Linked DNA regions of Homo sapiens: region 2 is linked to region 1. Evidence: chromatin loops called from intact Hi-C (ENCODE). Cell type or tissue: ascending aorta. All regions are shown on one strand. Links, peaks and the distances in the headings refer to the core of each region. The heading gives the core; the rest is flanking DNA.

Region 1 (8,345 bases), core at 202-8,201:
AGTTTGCTTCATATTTGGGTTGGGAATATGTCTTAATCATAATTTTATAACTAGTGGCTTTCCCTGTTCTGGTACATAATGAGTGCTCAACAAATGTTTATTGAATGAATGAACAGATAGACAACAATCAGACATAGTGATCAAAGAATAAATACACTTCAGTAATGGCACTACATAGATTCAGCAGAGTCTCTAATGCAAATAATATTTAGAGTGGAGGTGTCCAAAGACTGGCTCCTTCCCAGTAAGTCTATATGTTATTTCCTAGTATTAATTCATTTGCCACTTGTCATAAGTTTCTGGAATGTGCAAGTAATCCTATTACAAGAGATGCTTGCCACTTTCAATGAAGGCATCTGGCTTTACTTAAGGATGGCGAATGATTTCATATTTCAATGGTTAGGAACATGGCATATTACAACCTTTACACAGATTGAGGAATCTCTGAATATTATAATATACCTGTCACAGGTGAAGAAATACTCTAAATTTTCAACTAATACACATAAGGCACACGAATATAATGAAATGGGAAAAAACTCTGGACTTGGAATCAGAAGACCTAGCTCTGCCACATACTTGCTCTGTACGTTTAGCCTACTTAATCATTAATATCTCTGGGCCTCTGTTTTCATCTGTAATGACATATATGTCTAATAAAAAATTCATATAACCTAGGTCAATGAGGTAATAAGTCAAATAATGTATACAAAAGTACTTTATAAATAGAAAATGCCACACAGTTTAGAATGACAGCAGGGAATAAAATGGTAGGGAGAGGTCTATGTTGTAAGTAAACTGTAAGATCCTTAAGCTCAGCATCCAGAACTACCATCTTGTAGTTCTTATGCTTAACACGGGACCTAAAAGAATACCAAATGAACCACCAATGCTAGCCTTTGAATTGGAGACACCAACAAGACATATGCATTCAATTCTCTTAGCGGCTCTTCTAAGCTCCCTTGTGAGAAACTCTCCAACACTGGTGCTCTTCAAAGAGTGGCCCTTCCCTAGCTAGCACCATATTTGGCTAGATTCATTTAAAATGCAGGCTCTCAAAACTCATCCAAGGACACTGTAATGCAATACGGCAAATATCCAAGATGACTCTTATGTACACTGGTACAGTAGGTTCTAAATTGACTTTTGAACATCTGGTAACCACGGCACCCGATCAGTTCCATCAGAAAAGGTATGTGCTCATCTATTAAGTTACATATATGTAACTCATATATCAAGGTTTTTACAGTTAACAAACTGTTTTCAAATATATGAAATATAATATGCAGAACAATCAGAAATGATTTAAAAGCTTTAAAGTAGTACAGAAATAAAATACAATATAATTTTTAAATAAAATTGAATCCATAATCAATTTATGTTTGTTTTTTCAAAATGTTATTTTGGTTATTATCTGTTCTCCTTATGAGACTGTGTTCAATATGGTGCTGGAACTTGGTTTTGTTCCCAGCTGTATCCTGATCATAGAAAGGTCCTGTCATGCAGCAGAAGCTCAAAAAATATTTCTTGAACAGAATAATGATCATCTATAAGTGAATATACATGTCTCAGAAGAGGTGTCAGTTCAAAATCTTCCTGCTAATACATAAGGATGGGTTCATGTGACAGAGGTTATAGTTCGGATTATCTTTATCAGAAGCAGGGACACAGGGTACAAACACAGGCTATCAGCCAAAGAAAGTTTATATACATATATTCCCCTTAGATACTAATTTTTAAACCGAGGTTGAAAATGGAAACTGGAAGGCAATATCCTTAATCACCAGATGCTTTTATTCCAAAATAAAATTCAGTTGCATAAAAAGGCTTCCTACTGAAGAATGGCACTGTGCTCCACATTAAGGGGGTGAAAGGGCAGTTTAGGGATGTGCGGATGTGTAAGGTTCAGTAGATATCAGAAGAATGACAATGGGCTGGTAGAGACATTAAGTTCCTGAGTGTGATCTTGGCTATCTCCCATCCCTTGTCCTCCAGTTCTTACCTAATCACTCTGTGCCCTCCTACTCCTCAAAGATGAGGGAAAATTGCAGGAGAGAGGCACATGGAGCTGGATTCCAGAATATGGAACAGAGTAAAGGTTGTGGATACAAATACCTCCAAATGAAATAATCACTAGGGCCGGGTGTGGTGGCTCATGCCATTAATCCCAGCACTTTGGGAGGCCAAGGTGGGTGGATCACGAGGTCAAGACATCGAGAACATCCTGACTAACATGGTGAAACCCTGTCTCTACTAAAAATACGAAAATTAGCCAGGCGTGGTGGTGCACACCTGTAGTCCCAGCTACTCAGGAGTCTGAGGCAAGAGAATCGCTTGAACCCGGGAGGCAGAGGTTGCAGTGAGCTGAGATCACATCACTACACTCCAGCCTGGCGACAGAGCGAGACTCCATCTCAAAAAAAAAAAAAAAAAAAAAGAAAAGAAAAAAGAAAAAGAAAAAGAAATAATCACTAAATGAGTTCAACGCTAAAGTCTATACTTTTAGTTGCTCATTTCTTACAATGACCAATGTCAACCAGGAACTTCTTCACTTTGTGCCCAGGCCCTTAATCTCCATGAAATGCATATCCCTGTCTTATCTCACTTCACTTTGCAAATGACAAAAAGCTCAACACTCACAATTACAAAACCACCAAAATCCTGAATTAATTCTGAGTAGGGTGAGGACACAGTTAACTTCAGCAAATTTACCACTAAGGAGCTTTATTTCTTCAGAAGGGTCCATGCTTGTTCATCTATTGTACTCTTTTATTCTTTCATTTGGGAAATATTTTAATGCCTTAAGGAACTTACAGTCTAAAAAAAAAAGTAGGATTTCAATAATTGTGCATTAAATGAATAAATACAGAACTAACAAATGCACTTGGGATTAAAATGGCTATAATTCTGGAATGAACCAACTATATATAAATTTGACAAAAAGATACAATCTCTTCTCTTAATTATCAGTTGATATAGAAGGCTGATACATGCATACAGGTCTTAAAATTGGTTTATGATGTTGAACTAATGAGTATCAACACCAAAAATCACAATGTGACTCATGTAAGTACTTGTAAGATGTAATAAAATACTAGACTTTAAGATAGTATGAAATGAAAATCAATCAACCATGAAAATGAAAATATTCTATGATAGCTTCCAATGAAGATGTAGTGAAAAACTTAAAATAGCTGTACATGATAGGTGCTCAATAAGTGTTGAAATAATGAGTCCTTGAAAAAATCATCTTTAGAAGCAGACAGAAATAACAATAAAAGAATGAATTTTTAAAATGTGAAAAATTGATATTGTTTGAATATAAATAGGATAAACAGCAAATTTCAGAAGGTAAATAACTAAAGAGTTATTTCAAAGTTTATCTGAAGAGCAGAGTAGAAAAAAAGTTCTACATTTCTGCAGAAATTAATTAACAACTTGCTGAAATAAAACCATATCTGGTATAAAATGTAGCAGTGGTTAAAAGTTCACAATCATTCTTAAAAATGTTTTAAGGAACATAAGCAGGAAAATATTACACCTATTTATAACTAAGCAATGGGGGAAAAGGTGAAGAGTAAGTAAAAGTCCAAACTGGCACAAAGTTGAACCAACAAGATGAACACAGGTGGTCAGAGATTTTATTTCACCTTTCACCTAAAAGTTGCCATCTTTTCGAGAGAACTAACTCTACCAGTGGCTCAATTCTGATTCAAAAGGAAAAGAGTCACTTTCTGAGTCATAACATCACTCTGGTTTTCCTTTCAATCCTCTGTTCCAAGCCCTACCAAATCCCAACCCATTTTAATTTGTCTAAAGGTGGCCTGGCCAGCACCAGAATTTAATGCTTCCATAAATGAACTCTGATTGACATGAAAGATGACTCACTCGCAGAGAAACTTGTATTGCTGCCATTTGGTCAGTTTGGGGTTTGTTTTTAAAATGAATGCCAGTGGAGGCTAAGCAGAAGCCAGGGTGTGTTTTTATTTTATGTCTCAAATAAAAATAAAGAGCTGGGTATGAATAATCAAAGGGGCAGGCGCCTCCCTGGATACTTCTAAACCTTCCAAAAGCAGTCCCAAGGCTCAGCAAAACGTAATATAGTCAAAACAACCATGAACAGCATTAGTACCAAGGGTTTGCCCCAGAAAAATAACATAATTGCCATACAGATTCCCTTGCAGCCCCAAACTCCAGTGCCTTTCAACTTTATATTAAGTTAAAATATCCTTTGTCGGTGGGTAGCAGTCCTAGAAAGAGTATTCCTAGAAGTTAGAATGATTGCAGATAATAGGAAGATGATATCATTATTATAGTAAAACTCTTAAAGCAAAACGAGATTATTCTAATTAGCTATATATGCTTTATCACTCCCTAGAAAATGGTAGGCGATACATGGTCCTCCTTATTATTCTGAGATTGATCAACGATTTTATGGATTATACATACTCTTCACTTCCTTCTCTACAGCTTGCCTTTTCTTTGATAGCTCTCAATACTTAACGCAATCAGTAAACAAAGAAAAAAGGAAGAGAGCGAGAAAGGGGAGTAGGCAGTAGAAAAACAAGAAGGTGAAACTAAGAGTAAAAATAAATAAGCAACATGGATCAATTCTTTAAAAAACTTCAAGGGAGGCCAGGTGCGGCGGCTCACGCCTGTAATCCCAGCACTATGGGAGGCCGAGGCGGGCGGATTGCCTGAGCTCAGGAGTTTGAGAGCAGCCTGGACAACACGGTGAAACCCCGTCTCTACTAAAATACAAAAAATTAGCCAGGCGTGGTGGTGTGCGCCTGTAGTCCCAGCTACTCGGGAGGCTGAGGCAGGAGAATCGCTTGAACCCAGGAGGTGGAGGTTGCAGTGAGCCAAGATTGCGCCACTGCACTCCAGCCTGGGCGACAGAGGGAGACTCCGTCTCAAACAAAACAAAACAAAAAAAACTTAAAGGGTAATAAGTAAAGGGAAATTAGCAGATTAAATGAGGCTTCTGTAAAATTTATGGATTTTAGTCGTCAATGTGTCCTAGAAAAAGAATTAGAGATTCGAGGCCAGTATACACAGCATAGTTGGAAATACTGATAACATTGTTCACAAAAATTTGGAACCCTGAGCCAAAAGAAATCTGAAACCTTTGGTTTTAATATGGAATAAAGAGCAATGTAAAGCATTTTTGGGAAAAAAAGAATTTTAGGAAAGAAACACCTATATCATGTTATATTTGGAAGTAATTAGCTCTATAGTATATACTGTGATGATAAATAAAAGAGATTATCTTAGAAAACTTGTGATGTTATAGAAGCCTTCATTTGCATATGGTCTGACTCAAGTTAAATGCCACTGCCCAGCTGCAGAATGGAAGTTATTCATTTTTAAGATCTCCTATAGCTGATGTACTCATCTCCTCAGCAAAACAACTCTTAAGGTATCTTTATTTTTAGAAAGGTCAAAGTCGTATGTGTGTGTGTGTGTGTGTGTGTGTATATATATATATATATATATATATATATATATATATATATATACACACACACACATTAGTTCCTAGTTTATATCCAAGATAAATAGGTATTACTATCACCACTATATACATAAGGCAAAAAAGATGCAGAAGGGCTGGACTTCAAGGACCCTAAAAGTGCCCTGAAATAGTCTAATGTGGAATACCTTGTCCTGTCACCCAGAGTTGGAGCCTCAAATACAGGAACTTATTTTTATATAGTCCAAGGAGTTAGCATAGCCCCCAGAAACTTAGCAGGAATTTGGGAAAAAAAAAAAAAGTTGAAAATTAAGCTCAGCAATTCAGAAATATCTCAGGGACTAGGTTGCTTGCATAATCAGAAAATAATATTTTGCATTGTCAAATGAAACTCCAGACTTAGGGCCTTAAAAAAAAATAGACAAAGTTTTCCTGGAGAAGTAAACTAACTGTAGAAATGTTTTTTAGCACTTTAAGTGACAATGATTTGTGAGGTGTTTTGAATTTTATGGTTTTAAATCAGCATGGAAACTTAATAGAGCACGCTTTCTATTTAGAAGCTCTACCTCAGAAATAGGTATGCATCTTTTTCTCCACACCTCAAGTTCATGGTTTTACACCATGTACATCAAACTAAAGTTTCACCATCATGCTGGCCCAGTATTGTAAAAGAAATAGCTTTTCTTAATCTAAAATTAGAGTGTAATAACTGCATAGCAAAGCAACTGTGTAATTAAAATAGTCATATAATTTTAAAGATATATCATTATAAAAATTATTATGAGAAGAACAGACTTCAGCATTACAAGTGGAGAACCAATATCGGAAAGAGTCTCCCAAAATGACATAGCAGTGATTACACAGTGACAGATCAGTGTATCTGCACAGGGAAAATCCCCTAGTTAGAGATCACAGCAGGATCCCATCCATCATATTACACATTAGTTCAGAGAACTAAAACTCTTGAAGCATTTTTGGCAGCAGGGAGAACTTCTAGCATCCTAATGCTTTTACAAGGCTGGATTTTTCTTTTCTCCCCAATGTGCTTCAAGATTTCATAACACGAGAGACATAGGAGCAAAAGTTAAAATGCTTTAATGGTCCCCATAGGCTATTTAAATAAACACTGTGATTGCAATTTAGACAATCTGGAGTCCATTCAATATTAAATCCCCACCCCAATCTACAGCTACTACACAAATGGGGAATTCATGGTATACTCCACATAGCCATTTACTACTGCACCTATTGCTTCTTGACAATCATGGGGAGGAGCTAGCCAGGCCTAACATTACACCAGTTAAATCTGTCAACAACCGGGGAGAGCGCTCTGCTGAGCAAACATACTGATCCCTCTCACACAGCCCGTCTTTGTCCTGAGTTTGCCGCAACAACACTAATCTTCTCATACTATCTTCAGCAGTGCAAGCAGAAACTTCTCCTGCGACCAGCTGTAACAAAAGATGCCTTTCTTTATTTTCACACACTACATGTATATATTTATGCTGTCCCTTCCGCTCCCTCCCCCTCCATTTCCACCCCTTCCTACAGACCCAATTCTAAATAAAGCTTGATTGGAATAAATCATAAGTGATGTTTCATCTCAGAAAAATACAGAAAGAAAGAGGCAACAGGACTGATCAGGCCCTTTGATCACACCCTAGTAAAAATAATGCTCCATAATGGACAGTTTTGTTTGTGCCAGGGAAAAGAGCAGGTCCCAGAACTAGGTGGGCAATACATATCCTAAAATATGGTGTGCCAAACTGAAACAATGGGGGTGGTGAAATACATATAACCACTGAATGTTCCTCCAACTACTTTCAGACCTCAGGAAATTCAAGGAATCATGGTGCCCTTTTTCATCTTTATTTATTGTTTTTTAAAAAAAAAAACTACTGTAAAGGACTGATATTTTAACCATGCCATTAGAAAAATAGTATTATCATTAGTTGAGACTTTTTTCAGTTATAAAAATGTAATATGGTATTTATGTTTAGGGAAGAGAACAAACATTTTTAGACATAATTTGTATTCAGTAAAATAAAAGAATCTTAAGTGTACAGCTCAAACAATTTTTACCTGCATATCCGTTTATGTAATCATCCTCGGATTGAGATACAGCCTATTTCTGTCATGCCAGATGGTTTATGCATGCCCTTCCAGTCAATTATCCACCAGGGGTAACCTCCATAGATTAATTTTGCCTAGAACAAAACTAGGCTAGTTTTGCCTAATCACCAAAGGTTAGTTTTGTCTGGAACAAATACGTTTGAACCTTATATGCCAAACATTATGCTGGAAATTTTCTGTACATTATCTTATTTTAAACTCACTTAGTCCTGAATACAATAGAAGACTGGCGTTTCTGTCCCAAGTTTGCCAGACAAAGGATAAGTAACTTGCTCAACATAAAGCTGCATGTAAAATTCTGCATTTATTATACTTAAATAATTAGTTATGCTATATTTATACCATGTAGACCATTAAATATGACCCCAATTAATGGCTTAAAAATTAAATGCTCACAAAATAACAGTGTTAATAACAATATTAACCCCATTCTATCTGGCAGGTACTGGGCAAAATGCTTAACTGCATTGCCTAATTTAATTCCCACATGAACCATGTAAGGCAGCTATTGCTATATCAATTAGGCAGATGGCTCAAGAAGGTGAAAAGATGTGCCCACATTTAAACAAGTGGAATCAAGCCTTGTTTTTTATTTTTATTTTTATTATTTTATTTTTGAGACGGAGTCTCACTCTGTTGCCCAAGCTGGAGTGCAGTGGCGCGATCTCGGCTCACTGCAAGCTCTGCCTCCCAGGTTCACGCCATTCTTCTGCCTCAGCCTCCTGAGTAGCTGGGATAC
Region 2 (8,345 bases), core at 220-8,219, 120 kb before region 1:
CAAATTATGAAAGAAAACAAAACTCATCAGTTATACTTATTTAACTAATCTATAAAAAGGGAGGTATTCAGCCTACATAATGCACATCTGCATTACACAATATACTCATTAGGTTGCTGAACAATTGATAGTGGAGAGAAAACAGACAATAAAAATCAGCCTTTACCCATGAATGTAATTTTGCTTTCTAAATGCATTAGGAGTATAATCCATATGAAATAGTTTCCAACTCTGTGGAGGACTAATGTGCTAAAGAATCAGAACAGGTCTTATTATATGTCTCTCATGTATGATGCGTATACAAGATTTTTGTCAAAAACTCCCTAAGAACAGGTAAATACTTTAACATGTGCTTATTATATTTGAGAAACATAAGATAAGGACACACCAATATGTGAAGTAATCATAATATTTGCACATTTCTGTGTCTATCAAACCTGCTAAAAACTGAGCAGTACACAATGTCACCTGACATTTAACCCTTAATTGTTCCTGGTAATCAGTCAGGTCTCCTGCCAAGTCTTCAGGACAGTATTCCAGCATGAGAGTGATAGAAATGTGGTTTATGAACTGCCTCATGCAAGCTGCATTCCAAACCAATGTCTTAGCTCAGTTAGCTTGCAAATTATTGACACGGTAATTAAAATCTATATTCAGTTGTAGACATTGTCTCCTCTACAATGTAGTAGTAAATAAAATATAAATAAAATTATCAAAGCCTATGAGAACATCCTGAAAACGTAAAATCAAACTTACAGGTTTACAGTTGCCATTAGGTGACAGAATGTGAACAGATAACTTTTCTGTGATTCACACCTAGAGTGTGCCTGCTAACCTGAATGTACTTATCACTCATGAGCACAACGGATTTTTTTGTTGTTGTTGTTAAGGTTTTTAATTAAGCAAAATATATCTGTGTCATAAATATTTCATGACTATGGTCAAACTTTAGGTAACTAAAATACCACTAATGTCAGAGAGTAGTTTTCTGCAAATGTCTAGCAGTAGCTTTTCATGGGAATTTTACGAATTAGTTTGTAACAGCACCTGATATATATTTCTTTCTTCAGAAAAACACTGAAAAGTGTCCTAATAAGAAAAAAATTATTTAGTCAGCATGACCAGAAATAAATTTGATGGAAATGTGAAGTAAATAAGTTAATTTTTATTGCAGAAGGTTTTACTATTGTAGTGTTCCTTTCAACATGTAGAAAATCTGCTGTCTGTTGTCTGCACCAATTTGGGAGAAGCAATCAAATAGGTGATACTAACAACCTAATTTGCATAATCCCACTACTTTCAATCCCAACTTTTTTTCTCCTTTCTAGACATTATCAGAACTGTCTTCTTAAGCAATCGTCTTACACTTGCTATTTAAGTTTCTAACATAAAGCAATTAGAAACTGTAACGGGAAGCTTAGACACAAAACTATTATGTTACAACCAAAGAGGACAGATAAAATTAAAAGGAAAGAAATAGAATATTGAGAAACTATCAAAAATGGACATTTTTACTTATCATGAACAAACTAATATTGACATTTAAGGCAAATATTTTCTTTTCATCCTTGAAATATCAAAAAGTAGGTGACATTCTCAAAGGAAAACCTTAAGTCACAATTTTTCATTATCTACTTTCAGTTAAATATATAAATTTATTGACTTCTTTTAAAAATGTGGGGAGACTTCGGGCGTTCATTCTAATGATGCTATTACTCACATTTAGACCATGTTGCCAGCTATGTTTCCTTTAAACGGTAAAATGTAGAAGACTTTCCTTACAAATAATTTTTTAGAATATATACACCCATTTGCTTCCCACCTTGGAGTTGTGTTTTTCAGTAATCATAATCAGTTTATCACAAGAATGCTTGAAAATAAAAATATTTCAAGTTCTTTACCTTTTAGAATCACTGTTCTATTTGCACTACCTCCTGCATATTTTTAACAGACAATGAAATTGTTACTACTTCTTAACTATTTAACAACTGCTTATTAGTCTGAGAGTACTGACCATGTTCATTTCTAGGGATGATAATATAGACATATACAAATCTAAATCCAAATTTTGATCCTGATATTTAAGTTCTGAATATTCCTTAAAGTTCAAATAGTCTACAGGCTGGGAAGAATAAAAGATGGACAAGACTCTACCAATGAAATTAGTAAAAATGATCACATAAAACTTTTACAGTACATGAACCCTAAGCAATTTATTATGTCCTCTAGATCAAAGTTCTCTATTTCACAAAGAAATTTAGAAGTCTTCTTTTAGATTTCTAAGTTTAAGTGGGAAATTCATCTATAGCAAGTGACCCAATAGAATAAAAATTAACAGTCAATAGAAATGACCTATTTATTCAATGAAAGTTGCAAATAGTTGAAAAGGCAAAAAATCTAATTATATGTGATAGTTTAGTTACATCATAAATACCTCCTTTGAAGAATATAAATATTCAATATTGTGTCTACATGATACACTGTATCATGCATGGGTGCCTATAGAGACACTCACCCGTACAAATTCAATGTAAACAAATAGTAATGATTTGCTGAGATCTTTGTATGTATTACCAATTACAACCACAGGGGAAATTATTAAGGAACGTTATATTGTGTGACATTTTTCAGAATTATTTTAGCTACTAATATTTCTAAATATGATAGTCATACTAACAACCCTATTGATTATCACTTGCTTATTTAATTAGCTAGTTAGAAAAGCATGCCTCTGGGTGAAAAAAAAAAATGAAATTCCCACCAGGAGGAAAAAAGATGTTAACAGATTTGAGCATCAGAATAGGAAAGGGAAAAGTTTAGTTTAAAAAGAGATAATTGAAAAAAAAATACAAATAAAGTTCACAGCAGGAAGCTTGCCTATATAGAGAAATAGGCTACAGCCTGTTAATATGTAACTACCTTTTTATAAGTACAATCTGTTAACAGGCTTACAAATCAGCCTCAGAGTTGTATTTGCAAAAAGTATAATTAGAATTAAAGAATATTATCATTTAAGTGCTACTCTGTGCATTCTAGAAAACTTAACTGTGTTAAATTAGCAAATCGCTACATTAGGTAATGTACAGTATGTTCCACTATGAATAACTTCAACATCTACCTATGATATAAGGCTATATTTGCAAATAAAAGCTCACTAATTAAAGAGTTAATATATAGAAGTGAAAATTTTAATTCAAAACTGTTAAGAAAGCTCAAACATTCGCTGGAATTATCTAGTAAAGATGCAATTTAATTATTAAAAAAAAAAACACAGAAGAAATCAAAGAAAGATGACAGCACCGAAGTATATGTGTTGGCTATTTTACTTTCTTCCCTGATTTGATACTGGCTTTTCTAATATGTGACCACATTCAAGCGTTACTTTATCCTCAATACTCTTTTTCTCTTCCATTGCTTCACTTCTAGAATGTTTTAATCTTTGTCCTTTCTTTTTTCGTCTTTTCATATCAAATTCAGTCGTTTGAGCGATGAACAGCTTGACTTAGCATATTTTTAACCAGCTGGTCTAGCACCTAGCTTGCATTGCATAGTCAGATACAACAAATGTTTATACAGAAGGTAGCTTTCATGAAAATGAAAAAAAGCCTGGGTATCATGCATCCTGGCTTTTTTTAGCTTTTTTTTTTTTAATTCACCATACAGAATACAAAGTTTGAATTCTTTTTAATGGCAAACAAAATTCTATTTATAGTTCAAAAAAATGAACTTATGCTGGGATAAGAACTCAAATTTAAAAATTGCAATGTGTACTTATAGGAACATTAAGAGGGCTAAAATTCTTTCAAAGCCCTGCTTTACTTGCAACAACATCAAATAAAAGGATGCTGCAGATATTTCTCTAAATAGGAACAACTTAATTACAAATACACTATTCCCATCATAGCAAAAGGGGAAAATACAGTAAATTAAAATTCAGTCAAGACAGCTAACACAAAAAGTGGCCACTAAAACTTAGAAAGGGAACAGCTCCATTTATCCCCTTTTCGCCCCTATTTTTGACACTTAGGGAGTAATCTAATATAGCGATGATGTTAAATTTTCTTTGGGGGGAAAAAACGCTCTCTTATATCAACAAAAGGTCATGTGCTTTACTGAGCAGCTTCCAAAGTTTTACGGAAGGATCAAATAGGAACTTATAGCCTCCGTTTAAAGCACCACTAAAACCTTCTGTCACCCTAGAAATTACATGAGACAGAGATGCTGAAAATGGTAACATTCTGCACAAAAGCGTTTTTAAAAGGTGGGGAGAAAACAATCAATGAAGGAAGAAAGTAAGAGAGTGAATGAGAAAGACAGAAGCAGCGAGTTGGGGAGAGAGAGAGAGATGCTTAAGGTTCATTTAATTTGCTGTTATAGGACGCAACCTAAAAACATTAGCAGAAATCTCGGAGACTTTGCAAATCAGTTCAGTTTGGTCCGGGCAATCACAACAAAAAATCAGCTAACAAGATTGCAGAAGCCCTAGCTAAAGGCTTCTCTAACAAACACGTTTTGGGGGAGCATCTTCCAATGATTCAGAGACTACTGTAAAATGGGAGAGTTGTACTTCAATATATTAGGGGGAAAAAACTGTACTCACCTTTCAAACTCCTGAGGTAAATCAGGGTCAGTAAGCATGCTGGAAAAGCACAATTTCCCTTTGTCACAGCAGCCACCTATGATCGTCTCCAACTGAACCTGTCAAGTGAGTCCAAACCTTCTAAACCAATTGATTTTCTCTCTGTCTCTTCCCCCCCTCCCTCCCTCCCTCTCTCTCTCTCTCTCTCTCCCTCTCTCTCTCTGTCTCTCTCTCTCTCTCTCTCTCTCTCTTTCTCCCCCCCTCCTTCCCCTCCTCTCTCTCCTAGGACTCCTTGACCAGTCTCTTAAAGGGGTAGTGCACTTCCAGCAGCGGAGTCTGGCTGCTCCCCCCTCCGCGGAGCCACACGCTCCGGCTGCAAGGCTCTAGACAACCTCAGGGTGCCTGTCCTTTCCTTTTAATTCTCTCTTCTAGACATCACTGAATGTGAGAAGTCAACTCATTTAACACGTCTCCCATACTCTGTCTTCTAAATCATAAAACTCACACACACACATACACACGCAGAACAGTATGATTTTGTAAAACGTATTTGCTGCTGATTAAAAACCTAGTCTATATAATAACAGAAGCTCGATTAAACTGCATTTATTAACTAATTAAGCAAAAAATTTAATGTTAGTAATAGCATTTTTACACAAAGAATTGTTATTCCTTCTCACCCTTTTCTAGGCTCTCTCCGTTCACACACGGAAATACACGCACACACACACACACACACTCACACACACACAACAATCAGGCATTGTTCTGAGGGAAGAAAAGCAACTTTGACAGATTGAAATATAGCAGAGGCCCCTTCAAGGAAACCTGTAAACAACTTGTCACTCACTCTGTCGGTCTCACTGTTAGCTCGTGCTTTCCGCAAAGTGGTGCGAACGTCCTGGCAACCCGACCAAAGTTTCCTCAGCTCTAAACTCCATAAAACACGATGTGCGATGTGGAGGGGAATAGGTATCCACATGCCAAAATAACATACACGAGCGAACAAAAACCCAAAACGAAATCAAAACATAAAAACAAAAAGACGGTACTAACAAACTGTCCTGTTTGGGATCGCTGGGGAGGTCAGGAGTAGGAAGCGCCCCCCTGGCTGTGGATCTCTTTAATTTCCTCTGCCCAGGCAGCCACAGATAACAAGGTGGACAAACTATGGCTTTACAGATTCTAAGCTGGCTGGCAAGGCACAGCCTCCATAGCAGTTCCAATTATCTAGATAAAAATCTGGCAGCCGAGAAAGGTAATCAGGTAATGTACCTTTGACACGAAATGACAGAGGCACATACACACAGAGAGAGAGACACTTACACAGACATGCATGCAGAGATGGTGGCTGCCCCGTGCACCGCAGCATCTGGTCAGGGAGTAAGCACACACTTACCAACAGGAGATAGTGTGCATTCTTCACACACGCATGCACACACACACACACACACACACACACTCACTCACGCACGCTCTCCACTCCTACTGGGAGGGTTCATTCTGCACAAAAGGCTACATTACAGAGCCCGCCCCAATAAGGGAAAGAGAGGAAAAAAAAGCCTTCCATTGTTGAGAGGGCAGGTCAGTTGATTAGATTTTCTGTGGAGAATTCCACGAGGAAATTCCCTTCAAAGCCGAAGTGATTAACTGGGGGCTATTCTGGAAATGGAGCAGACAATGGCTCAATAGTCTGTACAGCCAATGTCCAGGCTGGCACTGAACTCACTTAAAAAAAAAATAAAAGCCAGACTCCCTGTTCTTTTCCACACATTCCTCCCCCCCAACCCCCTCCACTCCTTCCAACTTCCCCTCCCAATTCCTTTTATTTTGCAGCTGGACAACATTAAGGGCCTTTAAAACCACAAGGGTTGACCCCACGGCAGTTTGATTAGGTCCCACTTTTTTTTCTGGAGACAGGCAAACAGTAAGTTTACTTTTTTAGACATTCACAGTGATACATCATACACATATTCCAAAGAGAAAAAAATCAATTATGAACTTATATTAGTAAATTTATTTTTCATTCAAAGCTTATAAATTTTTAGACAAGTTGATAATAACTTAATATTTAATTCTATCATCAGGAGATGTTCTAAAAATATATATATACACACACACACACTACAAAATCAATGTGGAATAAGATTTAAGCATGTCACTATGGAGTTAAGACACTAACAAAACATAGAACTATGACCCACCCTGAAAAAGCTGTTAACAAGGGATGTGGCAAAAATGACTTGATGCTGACATGATTTTCACTTTCAGCAGTTGGGGAAGGGGGGAAGAATATTACTCACTATTCTTTCTTGTTGTTAGTCTCAAATTATTTTTTGTTACAGCAACAACCTACTCCCACACAGAAAAATGAAAAAATTGTTGCATTTATTTTAAATCTCTATTTTTTCAGCCCTTAAGGGACCTACAATCTAATATACTCTAATGGATAATGTATACAAAAATTATATTTTTCTTCATTTGTTAATGGTTGTTATGAGAATTAGGGTATAGTAGCTGCATAGCTATATACACTTTTAAAAATATTTAAAATTTTTTTCCTAACTAGGAAAAATCTTGCTTATCTTATATCAATAGAGAAAAAAAGTGAAGAAGGAGGATGGGTGAGTTACAGGGAGCCATGGGAGTGGAGTCAGGAAGAGGAGGAGGCGGGAGGAGAGGACGCAGAGAGAGCACAAGGAGACATAGTGGCAGCATAAAGATAGAAACAAAGATAATGGCCATAAGGCAGGATGCTGAGATCCGTATGGTCCCAGCTGCTGTCTTGCTACAGCTACTACCTCTGGTTGTTTCTTTGAAACTCTAATCTAGAAGGTCACCAGAGCAGGTAAGAAAGAGTATGAGTGTTTGAGGCCAACTATAGTATAAAGAAAAGATACTCATATTAGAATCTTCCTTATATTTGATTTTGATTTTATTGGCACTTAATATATGTATACATCTGTACATATGCCAAATAAACACAAAGAATATAGAAGAGAATGTTAAATGGTTTGAAAGTTAGTTTTTTGACTTCAATATATTCTGCAAACATTACTGTAGCCATTCAAAAGACAAATTATTTCTTGCACAATCATCTATGCTGAAGGAGTTGAAATAGACGAGGAACTAGACAGAAAATTTGCCAAATAATGATCATCCTAATAATGATAATTTGAACTAATGGAACTCTAAGATCATAAGGAATTTTGTTCACATAAATTAGCTCATGGATCTTACAGAGTAGAAAGGGGTAGGTATGTATTTCCCTAATTTTCCCACTGTTTAACTTGGGCAAACAGAATTTAAAGTCATTCAACTGGTTAGTAGCCCATTTGTTGCTTGAAGCCACTTCTATCTATTTCACTTATGACACCATAATGCAGAATAAACTGATCCTCCAGAATTTATAGTTAGATGAAAATCCCAAGATGGTACTCATACTTTAAGTGACCTGAAAGGCTTTCAGGTAATTGTTATAAAAAATAAAATTTATAAAAGCTGTCATTAAGCTAATACTGTATATGATGGTTTAATTGAATATTTTAAAATGTACCTCTCTAAGCCATAAAAGTTTTCTTTCATTTGAATCCTATATTGAAAATTAGCATTTCTGTCAGACTTTAGAATATCAGCAAAAGGAAAGACTGTTCCAAAATGTTTTGGTTAAATTTTGTCTTGGGTTATTTCATTAAATGATCAAAATGATCCAATCAATACAATGTTTAATATTAAAATACTGTTAATTGAATCTTTTAAATTTTGC

Evidence for each region. A loop is a pair of places that touch in the nucleus more often than their neighbours do. Peaks named below come from ENCODE experiments on the same cell type or tissue, not always from the same donor. Only the 100,000 strongest peaks of a DNase experiment are listed, where the experiment ranks them.
Region 2: it touches region 1 in a loop (6-fold over the local background); 1 of 110 quality-filtered maps calls a loop at or near these places.

What each region holds. Positions count from the first base shown.
Region 1 is chr12:24,063,230-24,071,574 of GRCh38, forward strand. It overlaps a transcript of SOX5 not described here. Among named protein-coding and RNA genes, the nearest start is that of SOX5, 120 kb to the left of the region's middle. RefSeq lists an enhancer at 6,666-6,960. In ascending aorta, for the core only: no CTCF peak of the experiment used is centred there; a DNase peak (open chromatin) is centred at 3,902; H3K27ac peaks cover 850 bases.
Region 2 is chr12:23,944,964-23,953,308 of GRCh38, forward strand. It overlaps SOX5 (SRY-box transcription factor 5), which reads right to left and starts at 4,707. Exons shown (of 15, transcript NM_006940.6): 1 at 4,601-4,707. The coding sequence starts at 4,638. In ascending aorta, for the core only: no CTCF peak of the experiment used is centred there; a DNase peak (open chromatin) is centred at 4,908; H3K4me3 peaks cover 4,245 bases.